Linked DNA regions of Mus musculus: regions 1, 2 and 4 are each linked to region 3. The links are chromatin loops, found by intact Hi-C in ENCODE. Cell type or tissue: heart. All regions are shown on one strand. Each heading gives the region's core, and the rest is flanking DNA. Links, peaks and the distances in the headings are about the cores only.

Region 1 (5,852 bases), core at 521-5,520, 130 kb before region 3:
TCGCAACATGAATGCAGTGGCTTGTGAGGCTGTGGATGTGAGCTTCCTTCAGGAAGAGTGGCCTTTGTGAAATCCTTCCCAGAAGCTCTACAGAAATGTTATTCTAGAGACACAAGGAACCTCACTCAATGCAATAAGCTTTAATTGGGAAGACCACATTATTATTTTATTTGTTTATTGTGGTTTTGTTTTGGATCTTTTTGGTGTCTTTGGTGGTGTCGCTGTTTTCAGCCAGGTCTTATCGCTGTGTGTAAGCTCACAGCAATATTAACGCCTCAGTCCCTCCAATGCCAGGATTATAGCCAGATACAACTGGCATTTTGAGACAGTTTTGATATGCTATGGGTTTCTAAAATGTTTTAAATATTAAAAATAAAATAATAAAGCATTCATTTACAACCTGGTATTCTGTAAACATAATTTTCTTTTATTATTTATTTTAATAATTTTATCTCACTCTCATTTTGCTAGGGTGTTGGTAGTTTTTATCATTTGGTTTTGTTTTGTTTTGTTTTGTTTTTTAAATTAGACCCAACTAAACAACTGTTACATATGTGCAGAGGGCCCAGGTGTAGCTCATGCATGCTCTCTGGTTGGCAGTTCAGTCTCTGAGCTTCTATGATCCTAGGTTAGTTGATTTTTTGCTTTTCTTGTGATGTCCTTGATCCCTGACTCCTACAATCCCTTCTCTTCTTCCACAGTATTCCCCAAGCTCCACTTAATGCTTGCCTGTGGGTCTCTGCATCAGTTTCCATCGGTTGCTGGGTGAAGCCTCTCTGATGACAGTTATGCTAGGCCCCTGTCTGTAAGTACAGTAGGATATCATTAGACATGTCAGTGGCGGGGGCCCTCTCACGGCATGCATCTCCACCTGGGCCAGTCACTGGTTGGCCATTTCCTTCCATTTCTGCTCCAGCTTTACCCCTGCACATCTTGTAGGCAGGACAAACTGTAGGTCAAAGGTTTTGTGGCTGGGTTGCTGTCCCAGTCCCTCCATTAGAAGTCTTGCCTGGTTACAGAAGCTGGCCATTTCCAGTTCTATTTCCCGCATTAGTAGGAGTCTTAACCTGGGTCTCCCTTGTAGATTCCTGGGAGTTTCCATTGTCCAAAGTTTCTAGCCCATCTAAGAGATACCCCCATTCCCATTGCCTCTTCCATTACTCTCTCCCTTTTCCTCCTCCCACATGATCCCTACTGTTTCCATCCTCACCACCTCCTCCATCCAGCCGCTTTTCTTCCTCCACCCCTGATGTCTAATCAAATTCCCTTTCTCGGTGAGATTCAAGTGTCCTCTGCCCCCTTGGGTCTTCCTTATAGTTAGTTTCTTTGGGTCTGTGGATTGTAGCATGGTTACACTCCTTTTTTTTTCTTCAAGTATTTTATAGAGTATGTTTGCATCAGTGTTGTTCATAAGGGAAATTGACCTAAAATTCTATTTCTTTGTTGAATCTTTGTGTGGTTTGGGTATCAGAATGACCATGGCCTTGTAAAATGAATTTGGCAGTTTTAATCTTTATAAGGAGATAATTAATAGATTTTATTGGCTTCATCATTTCTCAATTCTCTCTGCTATTTATTCTGGCTTTGACCTTTATTTTTACTTCTTATTTTTAAGATTATCTAGCTCATATTGTTATAAATCATCATGGTGAAAGAGTAAGCTGCTTGATATCTTTCTGGACTTTTATAAATTTATTATTATTTTGTGCATTAGTGTTATATGTATGTGCATAGGGTGTTGGGGAGTGTCCCATGTGCCACAGCAAGTGGAAGTCATAGGGCAATTTTGTGAAGTTGTTTCTCTCCTTCCCCTTTTGTGTGGCTTTATGGGCTGAATTCAGGTGGCCAGGCAAGCTTGCTCACCCTCTTTCTTGTCCTTAGTACAGGCATCTTGGTCAAAGTTTCCCTCTAAGCATTGCTGCCACTTAATATAACATTTTATTTGTTTATTGTACTTTATGTTTTGAGCATTTTTGTTTTGTTGTTGTTGCTGTTGTTTATTTTTCAAGATAGGATTTCACCATGTAGCCCTAGCTCTCCTGAAACTCACTATGCAAATCAGACTGTCCTCAAACTCAGAGATCTGCTTGCTTCTGCCTCTGGAGTGTTAGGATTAAAGACATGTGCTGTCATGCCCAGCTTTTACTTTATTATATTCATCACATTTTTATCTAATTTGTGATTTCTTCTTTGATTCATTGGTTATTTAGGAGTATATTGTTTAAGTTTTATATATTTGTGATTTTTTTTCAAATATTTTTGTACTATTCAATTCTAATTTTATTTCATAGTAATTAGAAGATATATTTTATATGATTTCAATATTTTTAATTATTGGGAGCGATATTATGGCCTGTTATGTAGTTATTCTACAGAATATCACACATTTCATTGAGAAGAATTTGTGTTCTGCTGTTGTGTAGAGTTTGCATTGTAAATATATCTGCTTTGTATACTTTAGGTACAGTGCTATTTAAAGCTTCTGGCTTCTTGCCGAACTTCTTTCTAGCTGTTCATCTATCATTAGCCTGAGGTTTCAAATTCCCTAAGTTTAGCTGCTGAATTGTGAATTTCTGATGTAGTCTGCATGGCTTCAAGGGTTGAGCTAACTGAAGTGAGGAGTAAATAAAGAACAGATACATGTACAGGGATGCTGGGATCAAGTGGACTGTGTTCACTTTGATGGGTGGCACTAAGTGCGCAATCTGGAAACTCGGTGCATTTATTACATACATCTGAATCAAGGAGATACAGTATTGAATGAGGGAAGGCGGTTATTTGTACTGTTGAACTGATGAAGGAGATAGGTGTGGTTTATCTCAGACCTCAGTCAGCCCGGGGAGGAAACTGTGGGTGATGGCTTTGGTACATTCAGTCAACGTTCATACCTAGAACAGAGGAAGGCTTTGTTATACTCTGAGCCTCATCCTGGGAAGGCTTTGCCTCTCCCATGGAAGTGTCCTTAACAATAATACCCATTCACTCAGGACTCCATCTGCTCCTTACATGTTCCCCCAGGGTTTCCTCTGCTCTCCACATATTTCTCTCTTAAATCCTGTCAGTTCGCTTCAGTCATCTTTGGAACTTTGTTCTGCAATGCATAGATGTTCATTGCTGCTTTAGCGTTTTAAGTTGCTGACTCCTTTGAGAATTATAAAATATTCTTTGTTGCTAATAACAATTTGTGGTTTACATTGTCTTGCCTTTGCCCTAGTATATATAGCTCTGGCAATAATTGAATACCTTTCACTTGCCTGATACATTTCTGGCAAGTATTGAATATTTACAAGCTATACAGTGATATGAATATAAGATGAGAAGTTTCATTGTTTTGGGGTTTATTTATTCTTTTATTTCCTTCCTCTTGTATAAATATATTTGTACAAAAAACTTGCTTAGACATCACATTTAAAGAGGTTAATGAGGACATCGCCCTCTAGTGGACACCTTGTCTAAATCATAGTATTCGCCTTTTATTGGTAGACAATAAATTCCAAGACCCTTACTGAATGTCTGAAACTGCCAATAATATCATACCCATACTGTATTTTTCATATATGTGTATACTTGTGTTAAAATTTAACTAATATATTAAGAAACATTGTGGCAACTATATAATAAATAGAAATTATAACATACTGTAAACAGAATCGTGTAAATTTAGACTCCCCTATTCTGTTATAGTTTGAATGAGAAGCATACTTCACACGCTCATACGTTTGAAACTTGGTCTCATACTGAGGTGCTTTCTTGGTATTTGATGAAAGCAATGGATGATATGGCCTCGATAGCATCAGTCACTGGAGGCAAGCCTTAAAGATTACATTTGCTTCTGGTTGTGCCTCACATGCTTAGCTTCCTATTATGCCAAGGTGTAAAAGCAGCTACCTCACAGCACCACTGACAAAGACTGAGCTACTCCTACTATCACCCCTTCCCTGATACCATGCACTGAAACATTTTGAAACCCTAAAGCCAGATAGACCCTTCTGCCTTAAGTTGCTTCTGTTGGGCAATATGTAACACCAATGAGAAAAATGAATATATATTGTCTCTCAAGCTATCTTGTTTTGTTGTCTTCACCCTTCTTCTCCTGGTGATACGAGATAATACAGTGGCTATTTAGAACATGCCCTCAGTGAACTCAGATAACACTTTGCTTGTTCACTGAGTGAACCTTTCTCTTAGGAGTTCTTCCCAAGAGGTTTCTCAATCTCCATCTGAAAGAGATCCCTACTATTCTATTCTAATATCATTGACTTAGCCATTTACATAGTTCATGTTTTCTACTCCTCTTGATCTTGAGAGTAAAGTTCAATACCTTCCATCAAAAGTTGATCTCTTTCCATTCACATATATAATTCCATTAAGCTGGCTCTAGGAATGTATTCTGTGAAGATTAAAAAGAGCTGCTGCTAGAGACATGAGCTCTGGGGGTACTGATTAGTTCATATAGTAGCAGAAGATGGCCTAGTCGGCCATCATTGGGAAGAGAGGCCCCTTAGTCTTGCAAACTTTATATATATGCCCCAGTACAGGGGAACACCAGGGCCAGGAAGTGGGAGTGGGTGGGTAGGGGAGGAGGGGGAGAGAGTATAGGGGACTTACAGGATAGCATTTGAAATGTAAACGAAGAAAATACCTAATAAAAATTGTCAAAAGAAAAAAAAAAGAGCGGCTGATCTCCTAGGGCTGTGGGCATTTGGTGTGAATCTCTCTAGTTATTCTTGGCAGCCCATCTAATTCTGTCCTTCTAGACCATCTGTATCCTTTAATTTTTAATTTTTTTGATTAGAATTTTTCTTTATATGCATTTCAAATGCTATCCCAAAAGTTCCCTATACCCTCTCCCCGCCATGCTCCCCTACCCACTCACTCCCACTTCTTGGCCCTGGCATTCCCCTATACTGGGGCATATAAAGTTTGCAACACCAAGGGGCTTCTCTTCCCAGTGATGGCCGGCTAGGCCATCTTCTGGTACATATGCAGCTAGAGATATGAGCTCTGGGGGTACTGGTTAGTTCATATTGATGTTCCACCTATAGGGTTGCAGACCCCTTCAGCTCCTTGGGTACTTTCTCTAGCTCCTCCATTGGGGGCCCTGTGCTCCATCTTATAGATGACTGTGAGCATCCACTTCTGTATTTGCCAGGCACTGGCCTAGCCTCATATGAGACAGCTATAACAGGGTCCCTTCAGCAAAATCTTTCTGGCATATGCAATAGTGTCTGGGTTTGGTGGCTTATTATGGAATGGATCTCCGGGTGGGGTAGTCTCTGGATAGTCCATCCTTTCAACTTAGCTCCAAACTTTGTCTCTGTAACTCCTTTCATGGGTATATTGTTCCCTATTCTAAGGAGGAATGAAGTATCCACCCATTAGTCTTCCTGCTCCTTGATCTTCTTCTGTTTTGCAAATTGTATCTTGGGTGTTCTATATTTCTGGGTTAATATCCACTTACCAGTGAGTGCATATCTAATGACTTCTTTTGTGATTGGGTTACCTCACTAAGGATGATATCCTCCAGATACATTCATTTGTCCAAGAATTTCATAAATCCATTGTTTTTAATAGCTGAGTAGTACTCCATTGTGTAAATGTACCACATTTTTTTTTATCCATTCTTCTGTTGAGGGACATCTGGGTTCTTTCCAGCTTCTGGCTATTATAAATAAGGCTGCTATAAACATGGGTGCTGGCACAACTGGCGGTTATCATGTAGAAGAATGTGAATTGAACCATTCTTATCTCCTTGTACAAAGCAAGTCTAAGTGGATCAAAGACCTCCACATAAGACCAGAGACACTGAAATTAATAGAGGAGAAAGTGGGGAAAAGTCTCAAAGATATGGG
Region 2 (5,852 bases), core at 387-5,386, 130 kb before region 3:
ATATTTAAGAAGAAAAAAGAAGTAAAAACAAAAACAAACAAACAAACAAACAAAAAACCCTGAACACCAAGGACACAAATAACCCAATTCAAAAACAGATTATAGAACCAAACAGAGAATTCTCAAAATCTGAGATGCAAAGAAAATGTTCAACATCCTTAGCCATCAGGGAAATGTACTTTGAAATTTCATTGTACCCTAGTCAGAATGGCAAACACTAACAAAGACAGCACATCAGGCTGCTGAGAAAAGCGGAGCACATATCCATTGCTCGTGGAAGTGTGAGAGAAGGTAGTCTCTATGGAAATCAGTGTGAAGGTCCCTCAAAATGCTGAAAATTTATCCACTACAAGACCCAGCTCTATCACTCTTGGCATATGGCCAAAGAACTCTACAGCTAACTCCAAAGATCCTTTTTCATCCATATTCTTCATTGTTCTAATCATAACAGCTGAAACCTGGAAATAGCCTGTATGTCCATGAACTGATAAATGAATGAATAATGAAAATGTAGTACATTTACACATGATTATTATTCAACTGTTAAGAAAAATTAAAAGAAATCTGCATGTAAATGAAAAAAGCTATAAACAATCATTTGGAGCGAGGTAATCCAGCCCCCAATTCTATGCTTTCTTTACATGTGGATATTAACTTTGAAACTCTAGGTATGTGTTTCATAGGTTAGGTAAGAAAGCAGTGGGGAGGAGGGGAACCTTCCAAGAAAGGAGAAATATAGTATAGTGTTATGAAGACATAAAGAGGAAATTAGACTAGGCAGGTTAAACGGAGAGCAGGACAGAAAACAGGATAAAGGAGGAACATTGGGGAGGAACAATTAATGCTAAATGCCTTTTTAAAGAGCCATATGGAAGCTCACTACTGTAAAAGTTTCCTAATTGTTTACATATATGAAAGGAATCTAAATGGAGTAAACCACATAATCATGCAGACCATGCCCTAATTTGACATCTTATAACCTCCAGTTGACAAGAATGGGTTATTATAGCATGTGGAATAGCTGGCCAAAGGAGTCCTACAGACCCTCCTCCCAAATATTACAAGCTAGCACCAAGCTTATTGTTTACTCTCTAAAACCTGATGGTAAGGCTCCTTTGATGAAGACATAACTTTCTTACATCACGAGGCATGGAGAAATTGAACTGGTATCTAACTAGAAACTTTGCCCCTACTGACTAGTGTTTATGTTGCTGGAAGATGCTTTGCATGCTACCAGAGGAGAAAAGTAGTCATCAATTTTACCTAGCTTCAAATCCTGTGACCTAAGCAGAGACTTGCCTGCAATTTATACTAGTACAGTAGTGGCACAAGCATTATGGGAGGAACTAACCACTTCTTAAATATTATTATTGGATTCAAGGCCCATTCTATGGTGTGGAACCCATACTCAATACTGCTTAAGTGGCCAAGTATATGAGATAAATATGCCATGGGCCTAGGAGGAAACATTATTCTGCTAAAGTAACAAAGCAATAAGAAGACTCATAATGATATTATGCTATACTTATAGATTAGCGCCTCACTCTATCCTCATCGAAGAAGGTTATTCTTGCAGTAGGTGAAAAACTTATAACTGGACAATTTGTAAAGAGTCAGAGACTTTGGAGCATTCAGCCCTAAATGGGATGTTTTTATCAGACCTCTCAGGATCTGTGCAAAAGAGGAGAGGAAAGATTGCAAGAGCCAAATGTGAATAGCTCCAAGGAAACAGTGCCTTCCAGACACAAAGGACTGGTCACATATGCACTCACAGAGACTGAGAGAGCATGCACAGGACCTACACAAGTTCACACCCCAGCACTGAGAAGGGGAGGTAGATCCAAAGTCTCACCCTTAAGCTATTTGCAATTGATAGCTGCTGGGTAACAGGAAATCATTTTCCCCAGTCAGGTACATTCTATGCCCAGGAATAGTTGACCAACAAAAAATAGACTCCATGTTTCTTGTGTGCTTTTGTTTTGTTTTGATTTGTTTGGTTTGGTTTGGTTTGGTTTGGTTTGCTTTGCTTTGCTTTGCTTTGCTTTGTTTTGCTTTGCTTTGCTTTGGTTTTTTATTTATTTTATTTATCTTATTTTATTTTCTTTAGTTTCTCTGTTTTTATTTTGTTTTTTGTTGTTATTTTTCATAGGGTGCTGGAGAGAAAAAAACATGAAGTTGGGAGCATAGGGAGGTGAAAAAATTTGGGAGTTGGGGGGAGGGGAAAGAATATAATCAAGTTATATTATATGATAAATAATATTTTTTACTGAAAACAGATTTTTCTCAGGATTGGAGAGTTAGCTCAGTAGTTAAAAGCACTTACTGTTCTTGCAAAAGACCAGAGTTCAGTTCCCAGCATCCACAAAGAGTCTTAACATCTCTTTAGGTACCAGGCATGCAAGTGGTATACAGACATATATCAGGCAAACACTCATACACCAAAACAATAAATTAAAATATGGGGGGGGGGGGACGGGAGAAGTGGTGATGTAATTTTAAAAAGAAAGAAAATAGATTCTTCTCTCATAAAATAAATCCTGACCACAGTTACGCATCCCTCCGCTCCTTCCAGCTTCCCTCAACTTCTCTCTCCTAGATCAACCCCCCTTCCATTACCCTTCAGAAAAGAACACACCTCCAAGAGGCAACAACCAAACATGACAAAACACAACATAATAAGAAAAGGCAAAAAAGCTCTGATACTGAGGCTGGGCAAGGCAACTCAACAAGAGAAAGTGTCCCAAGGTCAGGCAACAGAGTCAGAGATACACCCGCTCCACTGTCAGGAGTCGCACAAAAACAACAAGCTGACAACTAGATACAGAAATATAATACAGACCCATGCTTGCAACTCCAGTCTCTGGGAGCCCTATCATCCCTGCTTAGTTGATTCAGTGAGCCATGTTCTTCTGGCATCTTCTACCCCCTCCAATTTCTAATTTCTTTCCTCTTCTTCTTCCACAGGGTTCACTGATCTCTGAGGGGAGGGATCCTATAGAGACCTACAATCTAGACTCTCCCCAAATGATATCTGTAGGTACCTGTGACCTCTTTCATCTACTGCTGGATGTAGCTGTGACAATTCAACAAGGCACTGATCTGTGAGTACAGCAGATTATCATTAGGAATCATTTCATTGACTCTTTTCTTCCTCAGTTGCATTTGGTTCTACTCAAATCTCAGGGCTATCTAGTCTCCAGTTCCTGGCAATGAAGGCAGTGTAAGGCATGGGCTCCCTCTTGTGGCATAGCCTCAAATTAAATCTTATATTGGTGGACTACTCTCAAAAATTCTGTGCCAACATTGCCCCAGCACATCTTGATGATGTGACAGATTGTAGGGTTTTGTGTACTGTTCAGATGGAGAGATGAGAAACAGGGAGTACACAGTAGAGAGGTGGTTGAAAAGGCAAAATCAAGAGTTTTCTGCATTACAAAGAGAGGTGGAACTGGAGATGCCACAGTAGTGAGGAATAGGCAGATATGAGGAGCCTGTGCAACCACCTGACACCATGGTGATATCCAGGAATGGATTGCCACCAATGTCCATGTCTATGTGTCCATGGCCCTACCGCAGCTGGGGTCTGCGCTGATGTCTGTGGCCCATTTTGTCACAGAAGGCCATCCCAATGTCAGTTGGCTGGGCTGTTGCCTGAGACCATGTTGATGTCCAGGGTCTGTACTGATGCTGGGGGCCAAAATGATCTGAGTAGCCTGTGCTGACCCTGAGACCATAGTGACATCCTGACCCTGGCTGCCGCTGAGGGCCATGTCTGGGTCCATGCTTCTCTTGCAGCTGTGTTTGTCTATGGCCCAAGTTACCAGCAAAGTTCATGCAGGTGTCTATGGTCTGGGCTGCCACCTGAAACCATGTATATATATGTCTGAGGGGCATGCTGCTACTGGGGGACATGCTGCTATGAGTGCCCTATGCTGCTACCTGAGGACATTATGACATCCAGGCCTATGCTGCTGCCAGGAGTAATTTCCAGGTTCATTCTATCAGAGCTAGGGTCTATGTAGATATTTGAGGCCTATGTTACCACCAAAGGCCATGTCGATGTCCCTGGTCTGGGCTGCCTCCTGAGGTCATATTGATGCCCAAGCACTGCACTTACTTGGCCCTGGCCCTTGTCTGCTGTCATCACCACATTCAGGAGAGCTAGAACCACCCCTCACCTGAGCAGCAAGAAAGAGATGGCTCTGGTTACATGGGAGTAGGAGTGTAGGCCCCTGCCAGCTGTGGCACTAGAGAGAGATTGCCTTGACACTGGCTGTAGCACTCTAGAGATCTGGCCCCATACCTCATCTGCCTTACTGTGGAATGGGCACAGGTAGAGGAGAGATGCTTCCCCAGTATGCTGCAGGCAAGTGAGCTTGCCCCAGTGCATGAGAGCAGGTGAGAGGACACTCCCACACCTCAACAGCTGAAGCACTTCAGAGAGTGAGTCCCACACTTCACCTGGGAAGCACAGTAGATCTGATGGCCTCTGCTGGTATGGGAGTGTAAAAGCCAGCCCCAAGGGCATGAGAACAGCAGAGCTGTCCCTGCCCTTCACCTGGGTAAAGCAGAGGAGCTGGCCCTAGTGGTATGAGAGCAGGAGAACTGGTGGGCTGAACAAGTCGACCCAGGCCCAGATCCAGACCTCTATGAAGTGCTGGAGCATGTGAAGGGGAAGGTCCTGCAGATCCAAAGCTGCAGGATCTCCATGACAGAAGGTAACAACAGGATATCTGAGAGAAGTTCCATTGAGGATCCAGTATTGATAATATAACAAAAGCCAGAGGCCTCAAACCAGCTCAATAACTCATTGAATTTGCAAATAATGTTGTTTGGGCAAAAGACTGTATGACACAACCACGACATACTATGGCTTCTACAGTGAGTTTTTGGTTGCTTTATTTATTTTATTTTTTTATTTTTTTAATTTTTATTTTTTGTTTGCTTTTGGGGGGGGACTTACGAGTTTGGAGAGCAGATACAAAGGGGAAGGGAGATGAGTGGGATTGGGGTACATGATGTGAAATTCACAAAGAATCGCTGATTTTTTTTAAAGAGGTGTTTCTATGAGAGATTAAAGACCACTGAATTTTCTTTTTCTAGGGTTTTATAGGGCCATGGCAGATATGGGCAAAGACTTGAGGTAATCACTATTGAGACTGGTTTATTTTCTGCAATATCATAAGCTGAGCAAACGGAAAATCCACACATTCTCTGCCTGTCCCCCTGGTAACAGAAGGATATACACATGCATTGTTCATGTGTTTCTCATTCAGTTGGGGTAGGTGAAACCCCACTCTGCCCATGTCTAGCTCCAAGGTCTCTGTCCTTGACCACAACTATTTGTTGGCTGTTAGGGTCTTTGATAAAAATTAACAAAAGGTTACTGGAACATAAGAATTAGTATACATTTTATAATTTTGAGGATTGTAATGTGGTTGTTCTTACAGTATCCTCCTTTATAAGAGTCTCTGAGTGATAAGACATGAGGTCAATAGCTTACTCTAACATCTAGAGAGACACATTTCTATTTTGTAATTAGATATTTTCTTCATTTACATTTCAAATGAATTCTGAAAGTCCCCTATACCATCCTCCCGCCCTGCTCCACAACCCACCAATTCCTGCTTCCTGGCCCTGGCATTCCCCTGTACTGGGTATATGATTTTTCTCTAGACCTAGGGCCTCTCCTCCCATTGATGGCCAACTAAGCCAACCTCTGCTACATATGCAACTAGAGACACAGGTTGGTGGGTACTAGTTAGTTCATATTGTTGTTCCTCCTCTAGGGTTGCAGACCCCTTTAGCTCCTTGGGTACATTCTCTGGCTCCTTTATTAGGGACCCTGTGTT
Region 3 (5,852 bases), core at 374-5,373:
GGTAACCTGGGCATTCACCTACACAAACATCCTCTCCCACCTTAGAACAAAATTAAATCATGACGTGATCGGACATAAAAACACTTGAGTAGACTCTTTGTAACTCACTCAAGTTGGAGGTCATTAAAATGGGGACTTATTTAAACACATTCATCCAGTGCTCTAAAAACATACAAATGAACTATTACCAGAATAAATTCACATTTCTCTTGTTTTTAAGATATTATATCAGAGAACAAACAAGTATAACTATGGCAAAATGGTGTCTGTTCTCTTACTTGCTGTCCCAGCTTCTTAGGTGCTTATCTACCTTCAATAAATAGACACAAAGAGACCAGCAAACCTAGGTACGTGGCGATATAAAAATAGAGATCATCTCTGTCTTGAGGCTCATAGAACTTTAGGTATATGTCGGAACACAGGTCGTCATCTGTGCAAAACACTTCCAAGCCCTAAAGATTCAGAAAAAATAAACAAATAGTACCATGTTCATCCTGAAATCACATATGTACATAATCTTAAAAGTCAGGTAAGCATCTATACACTTGAGTTTTCGACCTTGTTTACATTTATAATTTGATTCAAGGATATGTGTCCCTATATTCATCTTTGTGGTCTTAAAACTTCTTAAGATGAAGAGATATACCTTAGACAAACAATGTAATTCTCTTTGGTACTAAATACTGCTACTGACAGTAGTTTTTATGAATTTACAATTCTGAAATTTAAAATTAGATGGCCAATTATCCCACATTTCTTTCCTGGATATAAATGTTTAGCTTTCTTGCATATATTAAATAACCATGAAACGTAACAAAATAATAATCAAATAGCCCATTCAATTATGGTTATTTTTTTAAAAAAACCTATGAGCAGAATGTGTTCTCAGCACTCAGGAGGCTGATGCAGGAGAACATGAGTTCTGGGCCATCTGGTCAGTACAGTAAGGCCAAGTCTTGAGAGAAAAGAAAATGGTAAGCTTCCTGGACACCATGCTGGCAAAGTAAGATGGGAAAGGCCAGCCAGGAGAGCCTGGATTCACGGCTGCTTTCTGTGTCTGTGCAGCAGCTGGGCCTCGGGCCGCGGGCCGGCAGCCAGGAAGCCGAACCAATAGGAATCTCGTTGCTCTGCTGGCATTGCTGGCCTATAGCAAGAGCACAGGTTTCTAGTCAGATCTGTTTTCCTTGGTTTTCTCCCAACATTACAAATGGACAGAAAATAGGTAGCAAAGTGCTTGAATTTTACAACCTAAAAATACAAAACCAAACTACTTATAGTCAGCAAGAGAAAATGAATTTATATTGACGTCAGTCCAAAACACCGTGGCCTCATCTCCTGAGTGGTGATTCATTTCTAAGATGCCTATGAGAGACCAAGGTAAGTGTGCTCTGTGCACGGTGAGGGACGTGGTGGGAAGAGGCAGCCCAATGCCTTAATGGTTGTCTTCCCTATTTCTCTTTCATTGAGCTCAAAGGCTACATTAAACGCTGTGGCTGGTTGCCTGTTCGCTCTCCCTGTACTAAAGGACTTTGAGGGTCCTCCCAGTCTCACTCTGAGACCCACCTGCAGTGGGTACAAGGTGGAGGCACACTGGACTGCTCTGCAAACACTGGTCTAGCCTCAGGCCAGAAGCTCTGAAAACTCACGAGCAAGAAGCTGGAGAACTCTCCAGCGTTTTGCTCTTTGAACAAAAAAATATTTTCTGCAATAGAACCTCTTATTTCCAGAAATGTAATTCCTGTATCAATTTCTAGCTTCCACATGCTCACAGACTGCACATGTGTGCTTCCAGGCCTGTGCAGGGGCCTACAAGTCATTCAGCCGCTACACTGCAGACTTGACTCCCCCACAGGCAACCGAACTCACCAAAGGCATGAGGCCGTGCCTCCTTTTGTAAATGCGCCGGACATCCTGCAGTGTTATCTGGACCACAGGTTTCTTTAAAAAGCACAGAGACAGTGTCAAGTGTCACAACTGTAGCTCAGTTAGAAACTGTTTGGTTGTATCTTACAGTAGGGAGGAAGAGAAGCCCATCCTTGCCTTCCCACTGCGCTGCAGGTGAACACCTAGGTGAGATCTTGGACAAATCATACCTGGTTTCACATTTAGCTTGGACACGTTTCTAACCCTTGTCAGTAATCTCAGATGAAAATGGTACCTTCATCTTTCAGGTATCACAAGGGTTAGTGTATAGTGTGGAACATTCAGGAATGAGCATAAATAGCTATTCAAAAAGTCTGTTCTTTTAGAAAATTATTTGTCTGTCTGTCTGATTGTCGATGTACCTTAGAGTGTCTGCAGGCACCTAAGTATGTAGGGCTACATGCATCTTCACTCATATGTGAAGGCCAGGAGGATTCATCAGGTGCCCCTTGCTCTCTCTCTCTCTCTCTCTCTCTCTCTCTCTCTCTCTCTCTCGCTCTTGCTCTCTCTCCACCTATCTGTTGGGGCAGGGTCTCTCCCTGAACCTGTCTCCACCCAGCTCTGCGCTGAGGTTTCTGGGATGCATGGGATGCCATGTGCTGTGGGTGCCAGGGTTCTAGCTCTGGTCCTCATGGCTGGCAGCACATGCTCTTAACTACTGAACCATTGCTCCAGCCCTGAGTTTCTCTAGGGCTTGCTTTTCCCTATCATCTTTTTTATTTTAAAGAATTATGTTTTTCATCTCCTTAATATTACAGAGTATTAAAGCTCATAAATTAAAACATAATTAAAGCTGTTACTTTTTTAAAGGAAAAAAAATTGATTCTCTGGAACTTGAAATAATAATAATAAACAGTAATAAGAGAGAGTCAAAATTAGAAAATATTGTATGCTTAGGTAAAGGGCAGAGCTCCAACATTCCTGCTCCCAGGTGACAGGAAAGCCAGGCTATGCATCAGTGAGGAAGCCTGGCCAGGAGTTGGGAATAAACACATGTGCACTGTGTCCCCTGAGGCTGTGGTGCCATACATTTTCTGCAAGTTTCTGACCAAAAATAGTAACAGTAGCAGCCAGTATCAGAGAACACCAAGCCAGCCAGCCATGTGCCATGTCATTGGAAGCTTTGCCCAGTATGTGCCGCCATCTAGTGAACAAAAGTGTTATGACACCATGTCTGAGTGAGGTGTTTAGAGCCAATGAAGCCTAGACAATTTCCAGAGCATTCTCTTCTTCCACAGAAAATGCCCGCCCCCTGTGGTTAAGGTTCCCTGCAAACGGCACAGCTGTGTGGCCAGAGAGACGGGACTTGTCCTGCTAGCATGGCCCACACAGAAAAGGCCCATCTCTGGAAAAGCAAGCAGTGAGTCTCTACTAGTGTTAGTGTGGTGTAGAGATCTGAGTTTGTGTTCACTTCCTGGCATAGTTTTAGGTCTAGTGTTCTCAAAGAGAAGATGATTTCCTAGATGGTGGGAGGGGACGGTCCTACAGCTGCTGACTGTGGCATCATACATGATGCCACACTAGCTGTGAGAACCTTACACCAGCACTCACGGAAGCCAGAGACCCACTGTCTGCAGTGAAGGAGAAGCAAGCAGTCCCCCTCTCACCATCAGCTTCTCATTCACCACAGCCTTTTCTGGGTGTCTTACCCCGAGCTTCCCAGCAGGAGGAGAAGTCTCATCCATAGTCAGGAGGGGCGGACTTTCTTTACGCACTACTGGGTACAAGGTCCTTCAGAATGGCTGAAATACGGGGGAGTGTGCATCTACTCCAACTACACAGGGCACTAGGAAGCCACACTGCTACACAGGGTTGTCAAACGACTTTGACCTTCCCCAAGATGTGAGGGCATAGTAACTATAACATCAGGTTCCTGGAAAATTTAGCTGAAAGACAGAAGCAAGCACTGAACATGGCCCCGAGATCTACGTACCGGGTACCCATTGAGAGGCTGGAAATACAGGCTGGTGTCTGTAATGCACACATGCCCAGGGTTCGTCACTAGAGGTGTTACCATCTCTGCTTTGCACTCCATGTGCAGCTTTTCAGAAACACTTTGGAACCTGCAAAGATGTTTCCAGCAAAAGTAAGAAAAGTTAGGAACCAATCCACTGCCTCGGCTTAACCTCAGTGTGAGTGAGCTTGCTTACCTGCCGAAACACTACAGTCATCAAGTGGCTGCTTAAATAAGGTTGACATGCTTTCAAATGGCACAATGGAGGCCTGGCTTGTTTATTAATTGAAGAGCTTACATATCACAGAAACAAATGTCTCCTAACTGATCAGTCCTGAAGCTCTTTCTCCATCATGTGACTTCCTACTTTTATATTGTTAAGACCGACTTTTAGAGCCTACATAAAGAGCAGCGGTGCTACGTTTTATGCCAGCACTAGGAGGAAGCTGAGACAGGAGCTTGGGCCACAGAGAAAGACCCTACCCTTAGCACACTTCCTTTATCAGGGTTAGAACACATAATTACAATTGCTTTTAGGTCAGTTTCATTTCTCCATATAAAACCACTCAAAGATGCCTTTTCTACTCCTAAAATGCTTAACTAAAAAATAACTCCATTTCTGATTTGTGAATTTAAAAAGTAGTGTGGAAACAACTAAATTATCAATATTCTTGGATGATTACTTTGTTAAATAACTGGATTAACAGTAAATCTCAGGGTCTAGAAGTGCAGCTCGGTGCTAGAGCAGCGCTGATCATGCTGGAGCCTGGCTCAGTCCTGGCACCGAGATAACTAAGGAAAGAATCTTGTTTCCAGGGCGTGACACTGGCACAAACTTTCCTCTGAGTATGTGAAAACGCGAAGGGACCCCTGAAGTTCTTGCCCAATGATAGAAATCAACTGGCAAGTGGATCATCCTCATGAGTCCTTAGAACCAATCAGAAACCCAAGAATGCAAACTTATTTAAATGACCTTGACTGCAAGAGGGAAGAAACAGACCAACAGGTCAGAGGCAGGAGGAGGGTGGCTTCACAGTGGTGAGACAGTCTCTAGGCTTGGACAGCTCCAGTAATTCTACAATTGTCGCTGTCAGCTTTAGTGTGTCTCTCCAGCAAATGACAAATGAATCAAGCAAGCACCACAATGGTCTGCACCCTTGGAAGGACCCTCAGCCAACTAAAAGGGAACCAGTACTGCAGACAGGGACTCAAGAACTGTATAAGTTTCCTACCAGGAACCAGGAAATATTCACCAAGAGCGACCATGTATTGGACTATGAGACAAATTCAAAATTCAAAATTCACACCAGAGGAGTGAAATACAAAACATATTTACTGATCAATTATTAATAACCAGCAACAGAAAGATAGCTATAAAATCCTCAGCTGTGTGAAAACTAAGCAACATACTTTGAATCACCTATGGGCAAAGGAAGAACTGGCAGCATTAATTACAAAGTGGGTGACTGAGACGGGTCCTGAAGTCCTTCTAAGTCCTTCTAAGTGGGGACCTTCTAAGATGAAGTGCTACTATAACAAGGAAAAGTCTGATGCCTGCTCCTACAGCCTTGCTCCTCGCAGCTACAGGAAGCCTCCTTTGTGCTCTATAAGCTGGAGAAAGAAATCAGAAAAGCAGACATAAGCTTTAAATAAAATGGAGGAGCAGAGCAGTGGCATGAATGTGCCAAGGAGCATGGCAAGATCCAAAGGAGACTGGAAATGCATTAACAAACATACAACTCATAAGTCATAGGATATCTGTGTTCATTACATTATCCTTTAAGGTTGTCAGAATTTGAAACTTTTCAACATAAAAAGTAGGGAAAATATAGCCCTATTTCTTCAATAAGAGGCATTTCTTCAAAAATATGATGAAAGCTTATGTTTGCGAGTTTACTTTCCTTTTTTAGAAATGCACATTCTAAAAATTTTATACATTTCTAGTATGCACATAACTAGAATATCTCATTTTATA
Region 4 (5,852 bases), core at 278-5,277, 200 kb before region 3:
ATTCCCCTTCAAGGAGAGGAACGTGCAACCGTGATGTTCCCATGGAATTTTCCATCTGCACTTCCTTGTCTTTGTTCTCCTTGGTGATCCGTTATTTAAAACGTTCTGCTGATGAACTGAGCTCTGCTCTCCGCAGCCAGATCCAGTGGAAAGTTTTCAACCTGCTGAATGGTTTCTATTTGTTTGCTCAAAAGCAACCATAAGGTCACGGTCATGTAGTCTGAAATAAGTTTGTATCTTTATACAGACCTCGGTGCTAACATAATATCTACTCACTTTTCATTAATTTCACATGGCTACCGATGCCCCTAAAATGTGAAAGAGCAGTTCAGAAAATATAACTAGTAAATTGAGTGTCCATTAAAATATATTTAATAATCTTTTAGATTAAGAAGCGTCAGAAGAGCAAATGATAATAGAGACTTAACAACAGGGCAGCAGACATCTTGCATAATCCAGCATGAGGAGCTGTTGATTTTGGCCCAGCTCTAAATTGGCTGCACCTCTAAAGATGTCTCACTTTCATGATATATTGTTCTTGTTCTCTGACTATACTCCATTGTGCAATCTCCCACGCAAGCAGAGGCAGCAGAAATGGCCTGTAGTTACGGATTTCCAAATAACCTTTATAAGCACATAAGAAACTCCGCAAACATGCATGTGTTTCAGTGTTCTTGGAATTATTTTGAGAAAGATGTGGTGGAAGTCTACATTTTGATATCCCAAAATAATAAACTCAACAGATTCATTTTTACTTACATACATGGATTTTAATTATACTTGACAAAACCCAGCCCTAAAGCTCCTGATAGCAAGAAGCATTGTCTGTGCAGTCCATGAAGTAAGTCACTCTTAGCACAGCTGTATTCCCTCCCAGGCATCTGGGGCTCTTCCTGTTCTTATTTTTGTTTAATCTGGTTTTGGTGTAAGGAAGACGGCAGCATACTGACGCAACTCCAGGTTGTTGTGCCTATTCCTTGGTGATATTGGCTATGAGATAAGTTTGGCTTGCACCCAGTTGCAAAGGGCTGCCAGACAAGTCACAAGTTATTTTTCACTTCTCCTAAAATGGTAGTTTTTAATAAGGAGAACCCATCTTAATCTATCTGAAAATAATGAGATATGTACATTTCTAGAAGTTTATTTATGCTTTTTTATTTCATATATGCAAGTAAGTCTCAATTTCACTTTTATAAGTGATTATGGAAAGCTAAGATTTCATTGGATAATGGCATTTAAATATATGGAAAAGCATGGTTATTCATTCTTTATTCTGCAAATAATAGTTGATTCCTGCCTTTGCTCTGTTCATGTCCAAACACGTGGAAGTTCTCCAACTTAGAAGCCTTCACTTCCACTCATTTTTCTGCCTATTTAAAGCATTTTGGGTGCCCTGTTTTCTGTTGTTTTCAGAACTGGTAATTAAACTCAAGCCAGGTACGTGCTGGCTGGGTATTTGCTCTGTGACCGGTCTGTATCACAAGCCCTTCATATGCTTCTAAATATGGCTTCCCTAGGCTTTTAGATTCCTGGGAATTTTGCTTGGGACAGTAAGTTCTCCATTCTAAAAGGAGTAGGGGGAGGAGCCTGGTGTAGTCAGAGCTGTGCCAACAACATGGACAAGGCAGAGCGTAGTTGGTTGTTATAAGCTCTCACTGAGGGTTACAAAGCTGTATTACAAACATGCCCTCTGTCAAGAATGTTTCACATATAAAATTAGACTCACATTGGAGCCTGTTCAGCTGCCAAATGCTTGATAATTGGATGAATCTCTAGACATTATCATTGATTATATTCTGAATGGCTCAATTATGCAAATCAGTTCATGCTAAAAGCACAAAGGACATTGGATTTTTAAATGAGATATATCTACAAATAATAGTAACTTAAAATCCTTTTTTCCATGCATTATTTCATATAGCCATTCTGAGGTCACTGAAAGGTGAGAGGAACAAACAAGATTTTCATGGGAGAAATGCTAACTGACTTCCAGAAATCAGCAATGATGAAGTCAGCAATCCCGCCATCATGGCTGTGGTTTGTCTTCCATTGCTCTACCATTTGGGGTAATTGGAGATGGAACGAGGAGTTATCCGCTACACAAGTCTCACATCTGTCTCCTAAGGCCAAAGGCAAAGGTGTGTGCATGCTCACTGCATGTTTTATGTACCAGTTGCCTGTAAATACGAAGACCCAAGCCCCATGGAAAGCTTTATGCTTAGGTCCTTTGAGGAGTGGACAGCTGTAATTGAATGAATGGCCATAGCAAGGCCTGAGGGCTCAGGGGACTCTCCGTGCATAATCCAGGGGCCTCTGGAACCAGAGCTGGAAGGAGAAAGGAGACTGCTTGCTGTCCGGAGAAGACTTCAAGTCTTATCATTTTGAAGAAGAGGACATCCAGTTTTAATAAGTCACATCAGGAGGACTGGTGAGGCAGGAGCCAGACACTTAGCTTAGGTCGCTTCTTGGACCTTACAGTTCCCTTTGAAGTTCTTTACATACCAAAGTTCCGTGCTGTATGTTGGGAGCCCCCATCTTTTGTGTGCATAAATGCATGCATGTATGTGAATATAGTCCAGTCCAGGCTTAAGCTCGGTGTGTGGCTGAAGTTGCCAAACTTGATTTTGTAGATTATATTCTGTGTAAGCAGATATGGTAACTACTCACCCAGTTCAATGTACTGTTTCTCTCTCTCTAAAACTCACCTACCTAAAGCTGCACAAGGTCACTTGCAACTTCTGCAATTGGAGGGCTAAGATGGAGAATTTCTGAAGCTCACAGGACTTCATAGCTAGCCTGGACTACATAGCCATGAACAACAAAGAGACCCTGTCTCAAACAAGATGAGGCCAGCGTTGAGCTTGCCCACTGATCTCCACATTCAAGCATGCCAGCACACACATGCACATTTTTCAAAAGTTGTTTTACTGTATTTCACTTCTTCCAAAAACACGACATGTGACAATAGGCAAAAACCCTGCATCTCTACTGTCGATATGTGTAGGGGAGGGGCTATGTGAGGTAACAATTAGTGAAGCAATGGTCACAGTTTTCAACAGCACCTGGAAATGAATCCTTCGGGCCAAGGGTCCTGGTATTCTCAGCCCGTGTTCCTTACTGCTGAGGGCAAAGCATTGTGAGCATGTAGTTACTGATTTTCTCCACCAGGGGGCGAGCAGACACTAGGAAAGAATTTCATCAGTCTCATTGCCTTTGCTATAATGGGATCAAAAGTACTTGTTAGTTACCAGGATTAACCCAGACACAAATAATCATTTAGCAATGCCATTTGTGACCTGCACTGTCTGTCCCCCCTACAGATGTGATAGCCTAATGTGATTAACATTTCAGTAGTGTGATAATAGTTTATAAACACATTGGTGCTATCACTTCAGTAGGCCCTGTGCTTTTCGATGTAAACATCACTTGAGTGAATTACTTACAAAGTTTCTTCCTGTATGTAAATCATGTGGCTTGCCTCACTGTGTTTACTTTCCTTAGTACAGTATCCATTTGAATGCATCAACATAAAATGTAGTAGTCTTTCCTTTTTAAAATTCACATTGCTTCCATTCCTATTTGCTTGCCTATATTCTGTTTCTTGAATTTCACTTCTTGGTTTTCCTATACCTTTGCAGTCATCAATTCTTACCAAAGTCAATTACTTTGATCTGTATCTCTCGAAACTAATGAGGCAAATTTTTTATTAGATATTTTCTTTATTTACATTTCAAATGTTATCTCCTTTCCTGGTTTCCCTCCAAAAATCTCCTATCGGGGGCTGGTGAGATGGCTCAGTGGGTAAGAGCACCCGACTGCTCTTCCAAAGGTCCAAAGTTCAAATCCCAGCAACCACATGGTGGCTCACAACCATCCTCAACAAGATCTGATGCCCTCTTCTGGAGTGTCTACAGACTACAGTGTATTTACATATAATAATAAAATAAATCTTTAAAAAAAAAAAAATCTCCTATCTTCCCCCATCTCACCCTGATCACCAACCCACCTACTCCCACTTTCTGGCCCTGGCTTTCCCCCTACACTGGGGCAAAGAACCTTCACAGGCCCAAGGGCCTCTCCTCCCATTGATGGCTGACAGACAAGGCCATCCTCTGCTACATATGAGGCTAGAACCATGGGTCCCTCCATGTGCACTCTTTGGTTAGTGGTTTAGTCCTTGGGAACTCTGGGGGTACTAGTTGGTTCATATTGTTGTTTCTCCTATAGGGCTGCAAACCTCTTCAGCTCATTGGATACTTTCTCTAGCTCCTCCATTGGGGACCCTGTGCTCAGTCCAATGGTTGGCTGAAAGCATCCACATCTGTATTTGTCAGGCACTGGTGGAGCCTTTCAGCAGACAGCTATATCAGACTCCTGTCAGCATGCACTTCCTGGCGTCCACAATAGTGTCTGGGTTTGGTGGTTGTATATGGGATAGATTAGGTCGGACAGTCTCTGGATAGCCTTTCCTTCAGTCTCTGCTGTCGCAGTCCTTTCTTCCGCAGAGACAAGAACGACACGGACGCCAAGGCAGGTTCACGCAGCAGCTTCTTTACTTGTGGCCTTTTCTCCTACAGCTCTCTTCCCCAGCAGCTTCTTCTACTCCTTCTTGCAGCTTTACTTACAACAACCTCTCCACTTAGGCAAGGGCAGCAACAACAACAACAACCTTCTTATACTCACCCCGACTGACCTCATCTCGCTCCACCCCACCTCATCCAATCAGAAATCACACACGCTCCAGGCATGAGCTCAGGTCGGTCACCGATAGGCTGACACGTCCGGATCACGAGGAACAATCCAACCTGGCAGGCAGCTCACGCATGCGTTTTCACTGCGCATGCTCGGTCAAGGCAGTAAACATGTGGGGTTCTCGGGGCCTGGCAATGGGCCAGGGTGCCATCTAGGCCCATGCGGCCGTACCAGCTTCCCGCACTCTGCTCCACACTTTGTCTCTGTAACTAACTCCTCCCATGGGTATTTAGTTCCCCCTTCTCAGAAGGACCAAAATATCCACACTTTGGTCTTCCTTCTTCTTGAGCTTCATGTGATCTGTGAATTGTTTTGTGGGTATTCTCAGCTTCTGGACTAATATCCACTTCTCAGTGAATATATACCATGTGTGTTCTCTTGTGATTGAGTTACTCACTCAGGATGGTATTTTCTAGTTCCATGAATTTGCCTAAGAATTTCATGAAGTCATTGTTTTTAATAGCTGAGTTGTAATCCATTGTGTAAATGTATCACATTTTCTGTATCTAATCTTCTGTTGAGGGACATCTAGGTTCTTTCCGGCTGCTGGCTATTATAAGTAAAGCTGCTATGAGCATAGTGGACCATCTGTTTTTATTACATGTTGGAGCATCTTCTGGGTATACAGAAGTGGTATTGCTGGGTCCTCAGGTAGTCCAATTTTCTGAGGAACCACCAAACTGAGTAGTTGTACCAGCTTGTAATCCCACCAACAATGGAGGAGTGTTCCTCTTTCTCCACATCCTCACCAGCATCTACTGTCACCTGAGTTTTAAATCTTAGCCATTCTGCCTGGTGTGAGGTGGAATCTCAGGGTTGTTTTGATTTGCATTTCCCTGATGACATTTCTTTAGGTGCTTCTTGGCCATTCGGGATTCCTCAGTTGAGAATTCTTTGTTTAGCTCTTTAATCCATTTTTAAATAGGGTTATTTGGTTCTCTGGAGTCTAACTTCTTGAGTTCTTTGTATATATTGGATATTAGCCCTCTATCAGATGTAGGGTTGGTAAAGATCTTTTCCCAATATATTGGTTGCTGGTGCAAATTTATAATTACCATGTCCAATAACAGAGACTTGAGGGGCAGAATTCTAAAATGAGT

The links. A loop is a pair of places that touch in the nucleus more often than their neighbours do. Peaks named below come from ENCODE experiments on the same cell type or tissue, not always from the same donor. Only the 100,000 strongest peaks of a DNase experiment are listed, where the experiment ranks them.
Region 1: it touches region 3 in a loop (5-fold over the local background); 14 of 42 quality-filtered maps call a loop at or near these places.
Region 2: it touches region 3 in a loop (4-fold over the local background); 14 of 42 quality-filtered maps call a loop at or near these places.
Region 4: a loop joins it to region 3, with 11 times the contacts of the local background. A loop is called at or near these places in 33 of 42 quality-filtered maps.

The regions. Positions count from the first base shown.
Region 1 is chr4:6,289,751-6,295,602 of GRCm38, forward strand. No RefSeq gene overlaps it. Among named protein-coding and RNA genes, the nearest start is that of Cyp7a1, 17 kb to the left of the region's middle. In heart, for the core only: a CTCF peak has its summit at 3,456 (motif pointing left); no DNase peak of the experiment used is centred there.
Region 2 is chr4:6,299,187-6,305,038 of GRCm38, forward strand. No RefSeq gene overlaps it. Among named protein-coding and RNA genes, the nearest start is that of Cyp7a1, 26 kb to the left of the region's middle. In heart, for the core only: a CTCF peak has its summit at 3,249 (motif pointing left); no DNase peak of the experiment used is centred there.
Region 3 is chr4:6,424,536-6,430,387 of GRCm38, forward strand. Nsmaf (neutral sphingomyelinase (N-SMase) activation associated factor) reads right to left here. Exons shown (of 31, transcript NM_010945.2): 10 at 3,857-3,986; 11 at 1,867-1,938; 12 at 344-452. Among named protein-coding and RNA genes, the nearest start is that of Nsmaf, 27 kb to the right of the region's middle. In heart, for the core only: CTCF peaks have their summits at 3,071 (motif pointing left) and 3,275; DNase peaks (open chromatin) are centred at 1,106 and 2,936; H3K27ac peaks cover 1,889 bases.
Region 4 is chr4:6,222,314-6,228,165 of GRCm38, forward strand. No RefSeq gene overlaps it. Among named protein-coding and RNA genes, the nearest start is that of Ubxn2b, 34 kb to the left of the region's middle. In heart, for the core only: a CTCF peak has its summit at 3,157 (motif pointing right); DNase peaks (open chromatin) are centred at 508, 958 and 3,148.